2 separate regions of the Homo sapiens genome follow, and region 1 is linked to region 2. The links are chromatin loops, found by intact Hi-C in ENCODE. Cell type or tissue: CD4-positive, alpha-beta T cell. All regions are shown on one strand. Links, peaks and the distances in the headings refer to the core of each region. The heading gives the core; the rest is flanking DNA. Region 1 overlaps LOC124905974 (a long non-coding RNA gene). Region 2 overlaps MIR3681HG (MIR3681 host gene).

Evidence for each region. A loop is a pair of places that touch in the nucleus more often than their neighbours do. Peaks named below come from ENCODE experiments on the same cell type or tissue, not always from the same donor. Only the 100,000 strongest peaks of a DNase experiment are listed, where the experiment ranks them.
Region 1: it touches region 2 in a loop (2.3-fold over the local background); 7 of 110 quality-filtered maps call a loop at or near these places.

What each region holds. Positions count from the first base shown.
Region 1 is chr2:12,703,956-12,715,031 of GRCh38, forward strand. It overlaps LOC124905974 (a long non-coding RNA gene), which reads right to left. Exons shown (of 2, transcript XR_007086222.1): 1 at 4,571-11,076; 2 at 1-410. Among named protein-coding and RNA genes, the nearest start is that of TRIB2, 7.4 kb to the right of the region's middle. RefSeq lists a cis regulatory region at 1,720-2,199. In CD4-positive, alpha-beta T cell, for the core only: no CTCF peak of the experiment used is centred there; a DNase peak (open chromatin) is centred at 5,376; H3K27ac peaks cover 2,728 bases.
Region 2 is chr2:12,126,792-12,137,867 of GRCh38, forward strand. The region is part of intron 2 of MIR3681HG (MIR3681 host gene); the gene reads left to right. Among named protein-coding and RNA genes, the nearest start is that of MIR3681, 67 kb to the right of the region's middle. In CD4-positive, alpha-beta T cell, for the core only: no CTCF peak of the experiment used is centred there; no DNase peak of the experiment used is centred there; H3K4me3 peaks cover 141 bases; H3K27ac peaks cover 1,103 bases.

The DNA of each region.
Region 1 (11,076 bases), core at 1,553-9,552, 580 kb after region 2:
CTGCTAGAAGTATCGAGATGGTTTTATTACCATGCCTGGAGTCTTGTCAGTTGGTTGGAAGCCTGGGCTCTACCAGGCCCATCTCCTTCTTCACATATTCTTGGGGCCTTTCCTGCTGATTTCTCCGGCCAGGTAGCTGGTTGGATTTATTTCCTGCCACCTCGAAGCTTCAAGAGACTATGGTAGAAGTTTCTAGGTCTCTCCAAGGCAAAGCCTGGGACTGGCCATATGTCATATCTGCCATTTCCTATGGGTCCAAGCAGTCTCAGGTCAGTGCAGATTCAAGTGGAAGGAAATAGACTCCACTTTTTAATGGGAGAAGTGTCAAGTATGTATGGCTGTCTTTACTCTGGCACATTTCTCTCTCCACTTATGGTCACGCTGTGTGTGTAAGAAAGTCTTGTTGATTCCTGTGATAGGAAACAAAAGAAAAAATCTCCAGTAAAAAAAAATAGTGCAGCATAAAAGAGGCTTCTGTCCTTCTTCTGTGAGTTCCTATATGACCCACTGTCCTGTGTCCAGCACCTAGCACAGTGCTTGGCATACAGAAGGTGATCAATCCACAGAACTTAGCTGACAGGATTTTGCTACTATATTGTTATGTGAGTGAATTTCTCACAGTGAACCTTCCAGGAAAGGTGCCAGGGGAATCTTATTGCAAAACTAGCAGTTTATTGGGTTGACAAAGAGAACATTCAATTAAAAAGATTTTTCAGAACACAATGGAATCATTTTAGTTGTGAAATGTGAGCTTAAAAGTTATCATTTTGAAACATCCAACAAGCATTTCAAGACTCCATGGCAAGATGCAGCCCCCTGTACATAGGCACAGATGGAGGGTCCTTGTTGGGCACAAAAAAGCAGAGGCCCCTGTGTAAATCCCAGGATTCTCTGCCCCAGTAAAAAGCTCAGGCTCTGTCCCTAGTGCCAGGCATGTAAAAGAATGCTACATATTGATTTATCTAACAAACAGTGATGACAACCACCATGTGCCTATCACCATCCTAAGCACTGTGAGTATAGAGGGAAATAAGACAGGCTCTAGGTCTCAAAGGCCTCTTGTCTCCACAGTAGGAAATTTTCTGCCCATTCTTAGAGTCTAGGGAAATACTTGGATGTTATGAGGTGGTAGACTAAGATGGTGAGGGGCAGAGAGGCAGAGTCAGCCCACTACCCAACCACGGAACCACTATGCCAGAGGGAAGAATCTTCACAGTATTAGAGAGATATCAAGTGTCTCAGTGTATATCAGTAGCTTTTAGCTTCTGCCTCCTTCCTGTTAAACACAATAATCTCTACCCCAAAATTAGCCTAGAAGAGGGTGTGGCTTCTATTTGGTTTATACTCTGTCTCTGGTTCTTCTCACATTTGCCCTGGATAAAGCAAGCTGCCATGTGTGGGCTGACCTATGGAGAGGCCCATGTGGTCAGGAACTGAGAGTGGTTTTCAGCCAACATCCAAGGAGAAAATGAAACCATCAGTTCAACAACTTTCAAGAATCTGAATCCTGCTAGTAACTATATGAGTGACCTTGGAAGCAGATCCTTCCCCTGTTGAGCCTTCAGATGAGAGCACGGGCCTGGCCTACACCTTGATTACATGCTTGTGAATGATTCTGAGGCAAAAGACTTAGCTAAGCTATGACTGGATTCCTGACCCAGAGAGATGATGATTTTTTTTAAGCCACTAAGTTTTGGGGGATAACATGTTATGTAGCAATACATAACTAATACAAGTGTATAAAAGAAGAATACAATTCAACTAGCTCAGCTTCCAGTCTACTGCACTTTCTACCACCCCATGTGATTTCTGGCTCATAAGGATCTTTCATCTAGAAGCCACGGGAGCATCTGGCTAGAGGAGTGAAGTCCTAGGGTTTTATTTCAATAACTACATGTTTTCATGGTCTGACTACAGCCTTGTGTTTGTTCTCTGCAGCTTCTGTCTCTACCTCAGACAGACCTAACTGCTGTTTCTTATCTCAGCAGACCTGTGTCTTCCTGCCTCCAGGGCTTGGCGCACTATCTTCTCTTAGAAACACTCTTCTATCTTGACCTGCTGATAGTCTACTCAAATTTCAAGGCCAGTTCAAAAGTGTTCCTTCCTTGTTTTCCTGGCTGGCAAGATTCTTCTTCTTCTCTGAATTTTCCATATATATATATGTATATATATAGAAGAATATATATATATATGTATATATATAGAAGAATATATATATATGTATATATATAGAATATATATATGTATATATATAGAATATATATATGTATATATATAGAATATATATGTATATATATAGAATATATATATGTATATATATAGAAGAAAATATATATGTATATATATAGAAGAATATATATATATATGGAAGAAGAATATATATATATGAATACATATATATTATATGTATTCATATATATACACACACACATATATACACACACACATATACACACACACATATGCACACACACACACACACACACACACATATATGCCCTACTCTGTGCCAAGGGGTATTCTCAAGGATAAAATGGCAAATAACATTCCCTGCCTTCATTTATTTTATATTTGATAATTAATTGTAGTATCTACTGTTGGCTTTGCAGTAGAATTACTTTATGCAAATATTATGTACCTCAACTCGATTATCAATTCTGAGGGCAATGATACACACAGCCCCTGTGATGTCTATAGTAACAGAGTCCCAAAGCAGAGTAACTGTTTGTTATGGACTGAACTGTGACCCACCACAAATTCTTATCACAAAACCCTAACCCCCAATATGATTATATTTTCGGAGATAGAGCCCTATAAGGAGGCAAGTAAGGTTAAAATAGATCGTAAGGGTGGTTCCTAATCCAATAGGACTGGTGTCCCCACAACAGGAGGAAGAAATACCAGGGATGCTCAGGCACTGAGAAAAAGACCCTAAGAGGACCTAGCAAGGAGGCAGCCATCTGTAAGCGAAGAACAGAGGCCTCAGGAGAAACCAAACCTGCTGAAACCTTGACCTTGGACTTCCGGCCTTAAGAACTGTGAGAAAATACATTTCTCTTTAAGCCCCCAGGCTGTGCCATGTTATTACGGCAGCAGAAGCAGAATAGTCCTGTCATTGACAAGACTGAGCCAAGTAGTGTAGTCGACTAAGTAGGTCCACAATAGCATGACAAAGCTATAGGCCAGAGGTATCCAATCTTTTGGCTTCCCTAGGCCACACTGGGAAACGAATTGTCTTGGGCCACACATAAAACATACTAAACTAATGATAGCTGATGAGCTTTTTAAAAAAGGTTTCATAATATTTTAAGGAAGTTTACAAATTTGTGTTGGGTTTCATTCAAAGCCATCCTGGGCCGCATGCAGCCCATGGGCCACGAGTTGGACAAGTTTGCTATAGGCCATGGGCTCAGACACATCTGAATTTCAATTTTGTCTCTACCCAACAAAAGTAACTCGTTCTTGTTGAATCTCAGTTTTTCTTGTCTATAAAATGGGGTTAATCCTCCCTGTATTTCACCGTTACCAAAAGGAAGATATGAGGTAGTGGTTGCAAAGTGCTTGTCATAAACTTAATGTAGAAAAATGTATTACCTCCTGGAACCTTCCTTCTTTGCTCCTCCCTAGGGAGTGAGATGGAATCAATAAGATGGCCAGGCCAGATATTTGGAGCCTGTGGCAAAAGTTAAATCCATCATACTGATTCACTCTATTTATTTAAAATCTTGATGGGTTTTTCATCAGAGTTTTTTGCCTTAATATTTATTTTTTAAAATATTGTATGAAAATATTTGTCTTGATTACTGATTTTTTTTTAGCTCCCCCTTTCAATTTTTGCACCTGAGACAAGTGCCTGGCTCTCCATACCCTAGTTGGGATCCTGGATACCTAACTAATCAAGAAAGCCTCCTTTGGCCCGAGCACAAAGCTAACCAGGATTCTTTCATAATATCACAAACTCCAAGAGTCCCTGTACCCCAGATGCTGGCAGGCTGTGGATGGAACACTTTGGTCTGCAATGCAGAATGATTCTCTCATCATCTGGGGACGTAGGGCTTTTCTTATAGCATCAGGGTAAAACTTTTTTCTTTTTTTTTTTTTTGTCTGAGATGACCTAGCAAGGGTCCCTGGTTGGAAGGGAGATGAGCTTCCTACAATGGGATGTTTTCCCAGTCTTATGTGTGCTTTGTCTGTTTCCCTGAGGAATTTTAGTGAACTTAGAGAAAAGGAACATGTTAGCAGCACGTGGGGCTGGCCTGGAAGAGAGGCTCTGCCAGGCCCTGATGAATCCCCATTTTCTGGCTGAGAATCCTTGCCATGCCTTCTGTATGTCATACCCGTATGTTGAGGTTTGTGCCTCTCCCATCAGGCTGAGAGCAGCCAGAAGACACGAGATCATAGCACATCCTTAACTTTCTTGCCTTGCACAGGCTCAGTGAGGAGAAAGAGGCAAGGGGAGAAAGAGAGAGGAGAGGGGAGGTGTTAATTAGGATTCTCCAGAATGACAGAACTATTAATAATAGGATATATGTATATATGAAAGGGAGTTTATTAAGGAGAATTGACTCACACTATCACAAGGTAAAGGAAGTCCCATGATAGATCCTCGGCAAGCTGAGGAGGTAGGAAACCAGTGGTGGCTCAGTCTGAGTCCAAAAGCCTCAGAAGTAGGGAAGCCTTCAGTCTGTGGCCAAAGGCCCGAGAGCCCCTGGCAAACCACTGGTGCAAGTCCAAGAGTCCAAAGGTTGAAGAACCTGCAGTCTGATGTCCAAGGGCAGGAAGCATCTAGCACGAGAGAATGATGAAGGACGGAAGACTCAGAAAACCAGCTTATTCCACCTTATTCTGTCTGCTTTGTTTTAGCCACGCGGGGCTGGCAGCCAATTGGATGGTGCCCACGTACATAGAGTGTGGGTCTTCCTCTCTCAGTCCACTGACTCAAATGTTAATCTCCTCTGGCACCCTCACAGACACACCCCAAAACAATACTTTTCCAGTTATCTAGGCATCCTTCAAACTAATCAAGTTGGCATCTAGTATTAACCATCACAGGAGGAGAAAGAGAAGTTTAACTAATGTGTTTATATTAATATTGGCCGTGGTGGTGGTAAGAGCCTACACTCACTGCCAACCAGACAGAAAGTGAGCACTTTACCTGTGGACCATCTAAACCTGACAATCACTCTATGAGGTCTGTACTATTATTGTGTCATTTTAAAGAAGCCAAAAGTAAGATTTAAGGATATTATAGAGTTTACCTAAGGCCATACAGCTACTGAACTTCAGAGGAAGTACTCAGGCAAATGCTTGGCCTATTTAATGATAGTTGGTTGACTTTTGCATTCAGCTTTTTTCTAGATGTGGTTTCCCCAGGGTCTGTCAGAGATCACACCTTGGAGTCACTGAGCAGCTGTGCCATTTAGAAAGCTGTTTACTTCCTGGAGTCAAAATCCTGTCTAACTCACATTTGTTAGTAAGCTCTTTTATTGAATCATGTGAAATTTGAATGATATCAAATTTCATATTGTCCAGAGTATAGAAATTATAGTTTTTAACTGCCTAAATGAAAAAATATGAAATCTGTTATTTGTCTACATTTTTGTATTTTATTAACCACAAAAGCAGGTGTAAATATTTGTAATGAGAATGTGGAGATATGGGTGAGCCAGATTGTTTATTCCATCCATAGTCTACTGAGTAGATTACTTTACATAGAGCTGAGACTCCATGCTACACTTGCTCTACTACAGTCCACCTGAGGATCCAGGACTCACAAATCAGAAACCACTATCCTACAGATGTCACCTTTTTGTTCAGACATGCTTTCCTGTTTAGCGATGGCTAATGTTGCATTCACATCAAATTCCATGCACAGGGCCCTGATGCATGATCCAAAAATTGTCTTAGATTTAGAATGCTATTTGGACACAGAAGGTAATAAAAAGTGGAGCAAAGGGGACAAAAGGAGAAAGTGCAGGGGGAGAGAACAGGGAGTGGCAGGAAGGAGAACTGTATCATACAAAGATTGCAGGATTTTCCACTAGAATGACCAGGTTTGTGTTCACGGGCTAGTAAATTCCTTGAGACGCAGGTTTCTTCTACTGAGGCTAATAACAAAACCTCTTTTAAGGAGTTGTTGTTTGGATTAAATAAGACAAAATGCATAAGGGTGTTTGTTAAATTGGCAAGCCTGGTACACATATTAATTCTCTTCAACCTTAATCTGAGTTCTCAGGGTCATCCAAGGCCAAGTTGATGATTGATTTGGTGCCCAAATTGGATGGAATCTCAATGCATCGGTGTTCAGATATTGGTCTACTTGTTACATGCCTGATTTTCCCACACTAAAGGTTATATTGTAAAAGCTGAAGGGAATCTTAAGTGATAATTTGATTTTGCCTATTTTCTTCATAAGGAAGGTATTATTATCTCCATTCCATCCAAGAGCAACGATGGTCAGGGAAGTTAAATACCATTCAAGGCCTCTGAAGCTTGTGAAACCAGGGGTGGTCTGGACCCAGGTCTGTCTGCTCCTTTGAGGTCTGTGTGCTAGGTGTGGGAACGCGCACTAGATTTACCAGAACACCCTTCAAATGGAATCATTTACAGTAACCTAGCACTCTACATAATATGTAAATTTGTAGCACTTCCTGGACTAGCTGCTTCATTTTACCTGTTTTTACTTTTTTTATTAGCTGCTCAGCAATACTTAACAGGACGGTAGGCAATTTGCAACACTCAGAAAATTCCCATATGTTGGGTTTCCCACCCTACTCTAAGAACAACAACAAAATTTTCTTGTATCTCATTTCACTTGTGAGCACACAAGAGCTATTTTCCTGTATGAGAAGAAGAGTTACAAAACCAGGGCCTAGAAAGAAGTGGTGCTAATATTACTATTTCTTCTGTATTTATACCCTGGTCTTTTCCCAGTGGACAATTTATCCAGAGACAAAAACACATCCCCAGCCTAGCCATGGTAAAGTAAGCAAGTGAGCAAACAAACAAGCAAAAAGGCATAGGTCACTCAAGTGGAAAGTCCTGCAATTTTTGTATGATACAGTTCTCCTTCCTGCCACTCCCTATTGTCTCCCCTGCACTTTCTCCTTGTGTCCCTTTTCCTCCTCTATGACCTACTGTGTCCAAATAGCATTCTAAATCGAAGACAATGATTGGATCATGCATTGGGGCCCTGTGAGTAGAATTGCATGTAAATACAACATCAACCACTGCAAAACAGGGAAGTACATCTGCATAAAAAGGTGACATCTAAAAGGTGACCTTTTAATAGGTACTACTAAAAAATACCTTGTAAATAAGCAGCTGCTTCTCCAACACGAGCTGTTAAAAAAATTGAGAATGGAAATCACCATTATGGAAGGATTTTACGTGGGCCATTCAATCCAAAGGTTCAGTCAACTCTAGAAAGCCTAATGACAAGTAATGTGATATAGTAAAAAATAATCATATAGTTTCAGAATAAACTTTTCTCCTGCCCCCTTTCTTCTCAATACACACATACACATACACACACATGCACATACACACACATGCACATACACACACATGCACATACACACACATGCACATACACACACATGCACATACACATGACCTCCAGGGCCACTGAGTAATGGGCTACCATGGAATAAATTAATTAGTCTCTCTGGGTCCTGTTTCCTCAATCCATAAAATGGAGTAATAATTCAAAGGGTTGTATAAGAACTAGAGAGAAAGAAAGTAGCTGGTCTAGCATTCAAAAGGCATAATTAAAATACAACTATTATTAAAGTTAGTAACAGAGAATATTCTCAAAGTGATGGGGCAATTTATGACAAGGAGTTAACACAGTCAACACGAGCCAAAGCATAGCAGCAAGTCACTGACTCCATCACCACCGAAATGCAGCTAGGCAGCATGACTATCTTCAAAGCAAAGGATCATGTGGATCACGTGGACCAGTGGCTGCAGCTATGAAGGTGTGCACCTCTTCCCTGAACCTCTTCCTTCTTCTCTACCTACACAAATGGATGACAGAACCTCTTCATAAGTTAGCAGAACATTCAAGGAAGGCAGCAAGGGAGTATGAAATTGAATGCAAAGTAATGTAACACTAACAGTAGAACTAAGGCAATGGTGAAGGACTCAGTTTAAGATATGGCACCTTCTAAAACATTACAGAGCAGGATGTATCCTGATTGGGTTTCCCATTCATGGATTGGTTAAATCTTGCATGAAGCAGTAAGTGGGAGCACTTATCTTCTTGGCTACCTTTACTGACTGACACTAGGCAATCTGTAGATTCCATCATCAGGAGTATCTAGATTGGAGCTCAGGCATTAACACCACAAACCTCTTCATTATTGTCCAAGCACAACCATGTCACCTGGATTTTGAACATGTCATTTAAAACCTGACACATCCACATAGCCAAATAAGAGAACTGGGGAATGTAACCTTGAACTGAGGGAGTGCAGCCAGGTGAAGGGAACATCCTGGAAAAGATTCCAGGGAAACATGGAGGCACCAAATACGCAGGAGGAAATGATCCAAGTCATAAACACAAAAGTAGGAGCCTGGAGTCCATGGGGTGATGAGCAGCTGGCCGGTAGGTAACCAAAAGTGAGAGACGAAGTTGTTGGGAAGTTCCTGAATTTCAGGCCAATGGGTTTATGTCTAAGGCTCTAACAGCTGCTTGGTCAGAATGCTTGTGTCCCCCCAGATTCACATGTTGAAACATAATCACCAACGTGATTGTATTAGGACATGAGGTCTTTGTGAGGTGATAGGTCATGAGGGCAGAGACCTCAAGAATAAGGTTAGTGTCCTTATAAAAGAGACCCCAGAGAGCTGTCCTGCCACTTCCACCACGTGAGAACAGTATGAAGGTGCCATCTATGAACCAGGACTCTGGCCCTTACCAGACACAAAACGGGCCGATGCCTCGACTTGGACTTTCCAGCTTCTAGAACTGTGAGAAATACATTTCTGTTGTTTATGTGCCACCAGCGTATATTTTATTATAGCAGCCCAAACAGACCAGGACAACTGCATTTTGCACAACTTCAGGGTTTCATTCACAGAGCTGTCAGTGAGAATGGAATGTTCTGGAGTTCAGCAGGCCACAGTCTGCGTGCACATCAGCATGACGTGAAACTCTCTACAACTTAAACTAGAAGTTTATCAAATAGTTTTGAGCCTACACATGACTTGCTGCCCGAGTTGAAACACGGGAAATGTTGTCACATATGGTAAAGGCCTTAAAGTGATATAGTAGTCTTATGGTTTCTTCTCCAAAAGCATTTATTATTATTTGATCAACACACACAGCACTTAGTTTAGGGCTTCACATTTAGCAGAGGCCCACTGTGTGTTTGTAAATGAATGAACTAATGAGCAATAAAGTGAATGAGTGAGTGAAGGAGCAGCTAAATATATTGCAGAATAAAGAATGTTCTAGAAAACATGCACAACATGTTACTGACCCAAGACAACTGGATTTGTCCTACTGCAGAGTAGACTGGTTTAAATATATCCCCTTGTAATTATATAATCCTTTTTTAATTGCCACATATTTTATTATTGTTGCATACTGTATAGGACCATTCTTATAACTATGTTTAACAACTCCCACACACCTTGCCAATACTGTAAACATGTTATCTATTACTATTACTTCATGTTAGATTGCTTTCTGTGGATGAATTCCAACAACAACAATAGTAAAATAGTAACGGCTGCTTTTTTTTTTTTTGAGATGGAGTCTTGCTCTGTTGCCAGGCTGGAGTGCAGTGGCGTGATCTCGGCTCACTGCAACCTCCACCTCCCAAGTTCAAGCAATTCTCTAGCCTCAGCCTCCCAAGTAGCCGGGACTATAGGCATGTGCCACCATGCCCAGCTAATTTTTGTATTTTTAGTAGTGACGCGGTTTCACAATGTTGGCCAGGATGGTCTCGATCTCTTGACCTCGTGATCGGCTCGCTTTGGCCTCCCAAAGTGCTGGGATTACAGGTGTGAGCCACCACACCCGGCCTTGAGTTTTTATTATAGGCAAGACATTGTGCCAGATGCTTTATACACATCTTCCATAATTGCTATACATTAAGACAAAATTTCTATTGTAATTTCACTTTATAGATTAAAATATTCCAAACTTGACCAAAGTCATATGGCTAAAAAGTGAATGAATAAAGATCCCCACCCAGATCTTCCTACTACATGCTTTTTTCTTTTCCAATTTGCTAAGAATTACCGAGTTAACAGACATAACAAATATTTAAGGCACTTGATACAAATTATCTAATTTATCCTGCACTGCAATAGCTCCGTGAATTTAATCAACAAACATAGCACTAAGCCATGAATTTGGCCTTCAAGGACAGGCAGGAGAATGGCCACTGTGTAATTTCATCACAAGTCATAAATTCACTATTAATCCTGTACAGCATCACTAGAGGTTTATACTATTTCTGCTCTCTCTTTCCTTGGAAGCCCAGTAGTATCTACTCCCTGTGATCTGCAGCAGGATCTAAATCCCACAAACGACCGTGTCACTTCCCAATGTCAGCCGTGCTTCGCCATCTCCTCTACTAGGAAGACCACTGTTGCTAGTTGTGTCTATCAACCCCTTCCCGATCTAATCCCAATCAGTCCACTTTGCCAGCCACATGCCTGGCCACTGCTCCCAGCTGCCACTGCTGGAACATGGTGCATTACTAGAAATTTCAGAACATCCCACTCCCTTGCTTTTCCACATTCCTTCCCTCTGCCTGAAATGCCAACAACAATCTCTTATTCATTTTATTTTATGACTCATAGGGCTATTTCAAGGTCCATGAAGACAGGAAATATATTTTTCAAATCATTGTATCTTCATATCCAGTGTCTGGCACATAGTAGGTTTCAATAAATATTTGCTCTGGATTAGTTCAAGGTAATAAAAATCACATTTTCTGGGAAAACTCCCTGACGTTCAGGAAAAGTCATTCCCTCCTCCATGCTCCCTTGAGGCCTTGATATTCTAATTGCCACATTGTTACACAATGACATTATTTGTTTCCCAGTCTTTCTGCCGGG
Region 2 (11,076 bases), core at 1,144-9,143:
GAACATTCAGGAAAAAAAGTCATGTCTTTGAAGACATGTCTAGGTTACAAAACTCTGGGTAGTCATATAAGAGCTTTCTTTTCTCTTTCTTCTCCCCCTTTACTTTTGGTCAATTATAAGCCAGAATGAAAAGACGTAGTTGACTTCAGAATGGTGACTTACTCCAACCAAGAGAGAGTGTTGCTGTATAACACTGCATTTTCAGTGTGTGCAGGAAGTATGATGGTTGGGGGACTCTTTGCCATGGTTATGTGATCTCATGTCAAGGACAGGCTGTTATGAACTGTTACCCCCTAAAATTCATATTTTGAAATTGATTCCCCAATGTGATAGTATTTGGAGGTGGAGCCTTTGGGAAGTGATTAGGTCATGAGGGTGGAGCCCTCATGAATGGGATTAGTGCCCTTATAGGAAAAGGCCAGAGAGCTAGTACCTCTCTTTTCATCATGTGGGGACACAGCAAGAAGTCAGAAGCCTACAATCCGGAAAAGGACCCTTGCCTGAACCTGACCATGCTGGCACCTGATCTGGGGCTTCCAGCCTTGGAACTGTAAGAAATGAATTTTAGTGGTTCATAAGCCACTCAGTTCACAGTACTTAGTTATAGCAGTATAACTTAATAGTAGCCCGAATGAAGATGGAGATTGTGTTTGAAAGCAGGTGGATGTAGCCAACTGTATAGTTCCAATAAAAGGAGTGGTAGTTTGATAATAGAGGGGGGAAAATGAAGACTGATTTCATGCATTGAGGTTTGATTTACATTTTTGCTATCAGAGTTTATTTCCTGCTTTAAATGGAATCATTCATGGTGAAGAATAAATCAAATTCTGCTTGAATTTTCACAGTCAGGATTGGGTGTTTTCTCTTTTTAAGACTTAAAAAGGAGCCAGGCTCACTGTTACTTCCTGTGCTGTCACCTGAAGCAAAGCAGAGTCTGAAATTCACCCTTAAAGAGACAGAGCAGGGGAACAGAAGATCTTGCTTGCAATCATAGACTCACTTTTTCCCTTTTCTCTTTCTTAAAAAAAAACCCCGCATTTCTCATTTTCCTTCTTTCTAATTTCCCCCTTTCTCTTAGGTGGAGTAAAACATGAGCTTCCAGAACTAGGTAGTGCAGTGAGCAAAGTGGCTGTATTTCTTTCTACAAATGTGCACTTCCTGTTCATGTTTTGCAGGTCACAGGAACGCCTGTGTGGCTTCAATCTGCCTATGTCCCTTCACTGTGGGGTAAACTCACATCAGGCTTGGAGGTTGGCTGATGGCATGCTGCTGACCTTTATTAAAACTTTTGTGTGTCATATTTTTTGGACCTCTTTCCCTCCAAGAGCTTCTACTGCAATCCAGAATGGAACCCTTGAGGATGAACGCTGGTGTCTTGGCACTTGTGCGACTATGTTCTACTCCCATCAGGGGTCCTGTCCCTCGGGACTTTGATACAATTTCTTACTCACTTCAAAGGAGGGTATTCTGGATAGTGCCTTATAAAGCATGTAATACGTGAATAAATTCTCGTTGGGAAGGGAGCCCTGTTTAGGGACTTCATCTGGAATGTGCTAAAAAGCAAAACAAAGTAATTTAAAAAAAGTCAGTCAAGCCTTCCTATTTAGAAGAGTAGACCACAAAGTTAGGGCTAGAATCTGGAATAGGGTTGGAGTTGAGAGTGGAAACTGATCTGCGTAATTAAGTAACAGGAATTTGTAGGGATTTGGAGTCTTCCTGATGCATTGCATAGGGAAGGTGGAAATTACGTGTGTGTGTGTGTGTGTGTGTGTGTGTACACGTATAGATAATGAAGAGGAGTGCAAAGGAAATAGTTAAAGAAGAGAAAAAAAGTCTTGGTAATGAAAGGAAGTCCATCAATTTAAAACTAGAAACTGTGCAATTCTTGGCAAGGATGGCGGAAGAAAGGGTTAATGAAGAAAATAGGTGAATGAATTGTGTGTGTACCATGCACATGGTGCCATGGTTCACTATCAATATTCAGTAAGTGTCTGGTTTCCAGGAAAGCCTGGTATCAGGGTTGCTCTGAGGAATAAAAGAGAGAGTTTGAGTTGCACACCAAAGGGGTTGAGGTGATGGAAGAAAGCCAGCAGCCTTAGGAAGTGAGAAAACTAGCAACTCCTGGGAGTCATAGGAAGCAGGAATGTGGAGCCAGGGTGGGGAGGAGAAAGTAAGCCCTTGGAAATCTGGAAGAGACTGGGTTTTCCAGTATATGTGGAATGGGGACTTAGGTCATTTAAAGTGGATTTACTAGGAAAGGTTGAGCTCAGAATGCTGGAAGACTTGGGGACATGTGGGTTAAAAGCTTTAGATATGAAGACATTGAGCAGGACTCATAGTTAATAATCATAGCTAACACATGAAGAGTGTTTACTAAATGCTAGGCACAGTTTTAAGACTTCATTAACCCAGTTTCTTCAATAACTGATGAAGCAGATGCTTTTAATATCTACTTGTTAAAATTTTTTAAAATTACAAATTAGAAAACCGAGGTTCCTGGGTGAGGAAATTGCTTAAGGTGACAGGGCTGGTTAGTTTGAGTGTTACCATTCAACCCAAATTCAACCCAAATTCAACCCAAGGGATGTGTCTTCTCCTACCTTGTGTCCTGGAACAAGGGACTCCACCCCTTCAGAGTCGAGGTTGTTCTCTTCATTAGAATGAAAGTGTTGGGCTCATTGATTGATTGATTCATTCATTCACTCATTCATTTAAAGCATTAAATGAGAGTTTAGCATGCCTCAATAAGAGGATTTTCTGCCTGCTTTGGGGTTTCTGGCAGAATGCTGGTGGGAGCCTGGAACTCTGAGAGCTCCTGACAAACCTTCAACCCTTTATTTCCACAGCATCTGCTACCCCTCACCACTTCCAACACTCCTTTTGCCCTGCTTGGATCAGTCACCCCAACTGCCTCAGGTCAGCTCTCAGCCCCAGACTCTGACCCCCACAAATATCTGTAATACAACTTTCTGTTTTTCATCAAATCTTTTCCAATTCCTGTAACTCTTTCCCTGTGATCTCTTCATATGGTTGGACATCAATACAAAACACCTCTAGCATCATTCTTTCCTGATGGTTCCCTTTACCTTTGATTCCCTGAAACTTAGCCCTCCCAGAAGGACACTGCCTCTCTCCCAAAATGGGCTTACATGTGGTGAGGGGGGTGTCCCTGCCTCTTCTGGGAGACTCCCGACCATTTTTTCTTTCCTTCCAATATTCTAACTGTCCCCCCAGTTCTGTATCCATGGTCCCAGTTTGTACCACCCACCACTACTTCTTGAAGTCATGTGCCAACTCCTAGGTCACTCCCCGCACTGTTTGAAGTTTTTAGTTCCAGACTCACTATTAATAGGTGACACATTACCAGGGTGAGTGGTCTCAGCATCCATTTAGGAGACCCTTTTATCCCTGGGGCCTCCAAATCCCTTGGCCTCCTCTTCTTTTTCTCATCCACCTAAGTACTCATTCCCACAATCATATGTATGATTTCATTACTATCAGTGATAACAGCAACTTCTCCATGGTCTCCCATTTTAAGCATCCTTCTCTCTGTCCTTTGCCATCTTTTTGGCTTCTTTCTCTTAGTACCCTTGACTCCAACAATCGTTTAACCTCACAGCATCCTGCAATCTATTAATTCTATTATTTTTTTCCCACTATCTGTCTTTCATATGTCATCACTGCTCTATTTACCCAACTGAAATTCCATAGCCTTTCATTTCAACCAGCTAGAATCTGGACTCTGCTGGACAAAAACATTCTGGTCTTGCTGTAAATTCATGATCATTAATTTCAAGTGGACCCTTACAGCAATGCAGCAAACATTTGATAATCTCCTAGTGCATTCTTGGTCCCATGCTCCTATGCAACAGTTTTATTATTCACCTTCATCTCTTTCCTCAAATCTCTGACACCTTCTCCCCCATGTGCAATCTCCACTGGTGATCTTGCTGAGAAAATTGAAGTTTTCAGAGGGAAACCTCTGTAAATTAACACCAACCCATCTACTCACCAGCCTGAACCTGTGTCCTTATGCATTGCTTCCTCTCCTGCCGTGTAGATGAATTGTCTGTGCTCCCAGCAAGTGCTGTTCCTGAGCGGCATGTATTACATTCCATGTCCTCTTCCTACCAACGGATGTTGCTCCTGCCATTGGTTGATTGGTTGCTCTCTGACCTCACCATCACTTTTCCTTCTGTACCTGCTCTTTCCCATGAGGATGCAAACATACATCTTTTCAACACACACACACACACATACACACACACACACTCTTTTCTTCTCCCTTTATTGTTCCATTTGTCTCCCTCATTTATACCAAATATCCTCACAAAATCAATTGTCCTCACTCACTGCCTCCATTTCCCCCAGTATATATATATTTTGAATACACATGTACTTGCAGGATAGTTTCTGCAACAATTGTTTGAGTGGTATAAACAAGAGTCATTTATTTTTCTTTCCACCTGCATCTGCTGTGAGCTGACTGGCTCTTCTTCTTGTTTCTCCTCCAGGGGACGACCCAGACCATCATTCTTCTCTGGTCTGCCACCTTCATCCTCCACTTGCAGCCTCCTTTGCAGTGACCATACAGGTGCAGAGCATGAGCAGGATGCACAGGGGTTTATGTGGTCAGGCCTGCCTGGAGTTGGCACATAGCATTTCTGCTTCCATTCTTAGGTCTGAAATCCAGGTCACAGAGCCCTAACATAACTACAAAGGATCCTGAAAAGTGTTGTATTCCAGTGTGCCTCGGAAAAGAAAATAGGATTAATAAACTTTGATTAGACTAAATCATTGAGATTTAAAAGTTTTTTGTTGTAGCTGCTAGCATTATTTATCTTGACTAATACAGAAATTGCTATTAGTTTTTGCTGTAAAAAAACTAAAATACATGACATTGGGGAGTTTGAGAGGTGAGAAAAAAAATAGATACCACACTCTGGAGAGCTAGAGATCCATGTTATGTAGCAGCAATATATTTGGTAAATGTCCCTGTTTACTCAGATCGTAGCTCAAAGGTAAAGTGGAAAACAGAATATGTGGACTGTGGTGTGTGGAGGCCCTTATTGTCTGCATGTGCAAGACATTAGATATAAAAGATGTGCTCAATATTAACTGGACAATTTGTCAACAAATATAAAAGCAAATAGAGTCTAGAGATGTGTGATAGGCTTGGCAAAGCCTGCTTCAGTCTTTAAATAAGATAGAAAATTTAATAAGGCTTTGGGTGAAAACTTCACAGAGCACTTCTCAGTTGAATAGAGTGACTCAGAGCAAAGATCAGATGAAGAATGTAGCTTTCCCATTCAAGCCTGATAACCTGACTGTATCTGTCATAAAGGGGAGAGGAAGACGGAACGAGGGAGAAATGGAAGGAGGGAGGGAAGGAGTGGGAGGAGAGAGAGAGTTGAGGATTGTGCAAAGAGGTCACATAAGAACTATGTGTCCAGGAATAAACTCTGGGTGTGTTCCTGACTTATGAAACTGACTGGGTGAAGTAAATATGGGCCTCCTTTGTGCTCAGGAAGAAGACATAAGACAAACATCTCTTCCCTGGCACGTTGCTTGAATCAGGCTTTCCTCCACCCCTACTCCCCTGAAGCTACTCTTGTCCAGGCACCTGACATGGATATGCTGCTACATCAGAAGGTCCGCTCTCAGCCTTCATCCCACTTGGCCTCCCAGCAGCTTTGAGCAATTGATCACTTTCCTGTTCTTTGAAATAATTTCTGCACTTGGGTTTGTTCTCTGCTCACTTCCTGCTGTAAGACTCCCCTGGCTTTCTTAGTCTTCCTTACTGGTTTCCCGCCATCTCCCTGATCTTTTCATGTTGGGATCCCAGGGCCCAATCCTTGGACCTCTTCTCTTGCTCTCTACACTCAGTCCCAAGATGTTCTCATTAAGTCTCATGGAATTAGATACCATGTAGGCACTGGTACTTCCCAAATTCATGTGTCTAGTGTAGATCTCTCTCCTGGCCTTTGGATTCAGATTCATCTATCCATTGCCTTGTTATTTCACTTGTGTTGGCCATCTCAAGCCTAATGTGCATGCAACAGAATGCCTGATTGTCTCCCCTAATCTTTCATGATTTTCCCCACCCTAGGAAATGGCCATTCCCTCCTTTGGGATACTTAGGTTAATACACTTGTAGTCAACTTTACGTCCAGTTCATAACTCATATTCTTCATGCAACCTACTGGCTAATCTTGCTGTCTCTACCTTTAAGATACTCCCAGTACCTGAGCAGTTCTCTATACCATCGTGGCTACAGCCAGGCCAAGTTGTCCTCATCTCTTACTTGATCACTGCAGGAAACTGATGGCCCTGCTTCTGCGGTGCTGCCTTTTCATCCACTCTCCACGCGGTTGCCATAGTGATAAAAAATAAGTCAGATTATGTCTCTTCCCCGCTCAGACTTTGTGATGACCCCCTTGCCAAGGCCACACCCAGAGCCCTTTCAATGCTCCATGGCCCTGAGGGCCCTGACTGTCTCCTACCTCTCTGGCCTCTTCTGTTTCCCCCTTTCACTGATTCCTGTTTGGCTACTCCGGCCCTCTTGCCAGGCCTTGACTGTCCTACACATGCTCCCACTGCAAGACCTGACCTGCTGTCACCCTTCCAGATCTTTGCTCCCACGCCCATTTCACAGGGAGGCCTTTCCTCGGACTCTTGGGTAAGCTGCTTCCCCAGGTCCCCGCACTCCCTATGTGCCTTCCTGTGTTACTTTCCTCCAGAACGCTTCCCAGTTTCTACCTTAGCAATAGCTTGCCCACTTACTGTACTTGTTGCCTGTCTCTCTCCAGGAAAATAGAGGCTTAAAGAGTTAGAGATGTTTGCTTGGTTTATTTCATGCCCTGCCCAAGTGCCCAGAAGAATGCCTGGCACAGGCTAGATATTCAACACATATGTGTAGAATATTGAATGAAGGAATAAATTCACGCATTTATGTAAACAGTGAAATACGTTGAAGGGACAGGTGATCCAGGCTGGCAGGAGAAAGAACGCCAAGCTGCCGGGGCAGGCCTGGGCTCTGGGAAGTCAGAGGGGCTCAGGCTGCCAGGCTGCCCCCATGTGCCTTGTCCTGTTTTGAAATTCTCTTCCACGACTGGACGGCCTCGACCCTGATGCTGAGGCTTCCTGCTCTCTGCAGACCCCACAGCACGGCGTCCTCTGGCTGCTTGGCCTGGGGGAAATGAGGAAATACATTGGTTCCCTTGGGGACATGGGCTCATGGTGGAGGGAGGCCATCCTCCTTCCCTCTCTCCATCTTCCCTTATCACTGTCCATCATTGTCCCCTCTTTTTTTTTTTTTTTTTTTCATACTTTAAGTTCTGAGTTACATGTGCAGGATGTGCAGTTTTGTTACATACGTATACACATGCCATGGTGGTTTGCTGCACCCATCAACCCATCACCTACATTAGGCATTTCTCCTAATGTTATCCCTCCCCTAGCCCCCCCACCCCCCATAGGCCCTGGTGTGTGATGTTCCCCTCCCCATGTCCATGTGTTCTCATTGATCAACTCCCACTTATGAGTGATAACATGCAGTGTTTGGTTTTCTGATCTTATAATAGTTTGCTGAAAATGATGGTTTCCAGCTACATCCATGTCCCTGTAAAGGACATGAACTCATCCTTTTTTATGGCTACATAGTATTCCATGGTGTACATGTGCCACATTTTCTTAATCCAGTCTACCATTGATGGACATTTGGGTTGGTTCCAAGTCTTTGCTATTGTGGATAGTGCTGCAATAAACATACTTCTGCATGTGTATTGTAGAATGATTTATAATCCTTTGGGTATATACCCAGTAATGGGATTGCTGGGTCAAATGGTATTTTTGTTCTAGATCCTTGAGAAATTGCCACACTGTCTTCCACAATGGTTAAACTAATTTACATTCCCACCAACAGTGTAAAAGCATTCCTATTTTTCCGCAACCTCTCCAGCATCTGTTGTTTCCTGACTTTTTAATGATCACCATTCTAACTGGCAAGAGATGGTATCTCATTGTGGTTTTGATTTGCATTTCTCTAATGACCAGTGATGATGAGCATTTTTTATATGTCTGTTGGCTGCATAAATGTCTTCTTTTGAGAAGTTGTCTGCTCATATCCTTTGCCCATTTTTGATGGGGTTGTTTGCTTTTTTCTTGTAAATTTGTTTTATTTCTTGGTAGATTCTTGATATTAGCCCTTTGTCAGATGGATAGATTGCAAAATCTCCCACTCTGTAGGTTGCCTGTTCACTCTGATGATAGTTTCTTTTGCTGTGCAGAAGCTCTTTAGTTTAACTAGATCCCATTTGTCAATTTTGGCTTTTGTTGACATTGCTTTTGGTGTTTTAGACATGAAGTCTTTGCTCATCATTATGCCCTGAATGGTATTGCCCAGGTTTTCTTCTAGGATTTTTATGGTCCTAGGTCTTATGTATAAGTCTTTGATCCATCTTGAGTTGATTTTTGTATAAGGTGTAAGGAAGGGGTCCAGTTTCAGTTTTCTGCATATGGCTAGCTAGTTTTCCCAACACCATTTATTAATAAATTATTAATTTATTAAACAGGAAATCTTTTCCCTATTGGTTGTGCATGTCAGGTTTGTCAAAGATCAGATGGTGGTAGATGTATGGTGTTATTTCTGAGGCCACTGTTCTGTACCATTTGTCTATATATCTGTTTTGGTACCAGTACTATGCTGTTTTGGTTACTGTAGCCTTGTAGTAAAGTTTGAAGTCGGGTAGCGTGATGCCTCCAGATTTGTTCTTCTTGCCCAGGATTGTCTTGGCTATGTGGGCTCTTTTTTGGTTCCATATGAAATTTAAAGTAGTTTTTCCAGTTCTGTGAAGGAAGTGAGTGGTAGCTTGATGAGGATAGCATTGAATCTATAAATTACTTTAGGCAGTAAGGCCATTTTCACGATATTGATCCTTCCTATCCATGAGCATGGAGTGTTTTTCCATTTGTTTGTGTTCTCTCTTATTGCCTTAAGCAGTGGTTTGTCATTCTCCTCAAAGAGGTCTTTCACATCCCTTGTAAGTTATATTCCTAGGTATTTTATTGAGGAATTTTGCATTGATGTTCATCAGGGATATTGGCCTAAAATTCTCCTTTTCTTGTTGTGTCTCTGCCAGGCTTTGGTATCAGGATGATGCTGGCCTCATAAAATGAGTTAGGGAGGCTTCCCTCTTTATCTATGATTGGAATAGTTTCAGAACGAATGGTACCAGCTCCTCTTTGTACCTCTGGTAGAATTCGGCTGTGAATCCATCTGGTCCTGGGCGGTTTTTTTTTTTTTTGGTAGGCTATTAATTATTGTCTCAGTTTCAGAACCTGTAATTGGTCTATTCAGAGATTCAACTTCTTCCTGGTTTAGTCTTGGGAGCGTGTATGTGTCCAGGAATTTATCCATTTCTTCTAGATTTTCTAGTTTATTTGCATAGAGGTGTTTATAGTATTCTTGATGGTAGTTTGTATTTCTGTGGGATCGGTGGTGATATCCCCTTTATCATTTTTTATTGCGTCTATTTGGTTCTTCTCTCTTTTCTTCCGTATTAGTCTTGCTAGCAGTCTATCTATTTTTCTGGTCTTTTCAAAAAACCAGCTCCTGGATTCATTGATTTTTTTGAAGGTTTTTTTTTTTGTATCTCTATCTCTTTCAGTTCTGCTCTGATCTTAGTTATTTCTTGTCTTCTGCTAGCTTTTGAATGTGTTTGCTCTTGCTTCTCAAGTTCTTTTAATTGTGATGTTAGGATGTCGATTTTAGATCTCTCCTGCCTTCTCTTGTGGGCATTTAGTGCTATAAATTTCCCTCTACACACTGCTTTAAATGTGTCCCAGAGATTCTGGTATGTTGTGTTTTTGTTCTCATTGGTTTCAAATAAAATCTTTATTTCTGCCTTCATTTTGTTATTTACCCAGTAGTCATTCAGGAGCAGATTGTTCAGTTTCCATGTAGTTGTGCAGTTTTGAGTGAGTTTCTTAATCCTGAGTTCTAATTTGATTGCACTGTGGTCTGAGAGACAGTTTGTTGTGATTTATGTTCTTTTACATTTGCTGAGGAGTGTTTTACTTCCAATTAAGTGGTCAATTTTGGAATAAGTGCGATGTGGTGCTGAGAAGAATGTATATTCTGTTGATTTGGGGTGGAGAGTTCTGTAAATGTCTATTAGGTCTGCTTGGTCCAGAGCTAAGTTGAAGTCCTGGATATCCTTGTTAATTTTCTGTCTCATTGATCTGTCTAATATTGACAGTGGGGTGTTAAAGTCTCCCATTATTATTGTGTGGGAGTCTAAGTCTCTTTGTAGATCTCTAAGGATTTGCTTTATGAATCTGGGTGCTCACTTATTGGCTGCATATATGTTTAGGATAGTTAGCTCTTCTCATTGAATTGATTACCATTATGTAATGGCCTTCTTTGTCTCTTTTGATCTTTGTTGGTTTAAAGTCTGTTTTATCAGAGACCAGGATTGCAACCCCTGCATTTTTTTGCTTTCCATTTGCTTGGTAGATCTTCCTCCATCCCTTTATTTTGAGCCTATGTATGTCTTTGCACGTGAGGTGAGTCTTGAACACAGCACACTGATGGGTCTTGACTCTTTATCCAATTTGCCAATCTGTGTCTTTTAATTGGGGCATTTAACCCATTTACTTTTAAGGTTAATATTGTTATGTGTGAATTTGATCCTGTCATTATGATGTTAGCTGGTTATTTCACCCGTTAATTAATGCAGTTTCTTCAAAGCATCAGTGGTCTTTACAATTTGGCATGTTTCTGCAGTGGCTGGTACCGGCTGTTCCTTTCCAAGTTTAGTGCTTCCTTCAGGAGCTCTTGTAAGGCAGGCCTGGTGGTGACAAAATCTCTCAGCATTTGCTTGTCTGTAAAGGATTTTATTTCTCCTTCACTTATGAAGCTTAGTTTGGTTGGATATGAAATTCTGGGTTGAAAATTCTTTTCTTTAAGAATGTTGAATATTGGCCCCCACTCTCTTCTGGCTTGTAGGGTTTCTGCTGAGAGATCCTCTGTTAGTCTGATGGGCTTTCCTTTGTGTGTAACCCAACCTTTCTCTC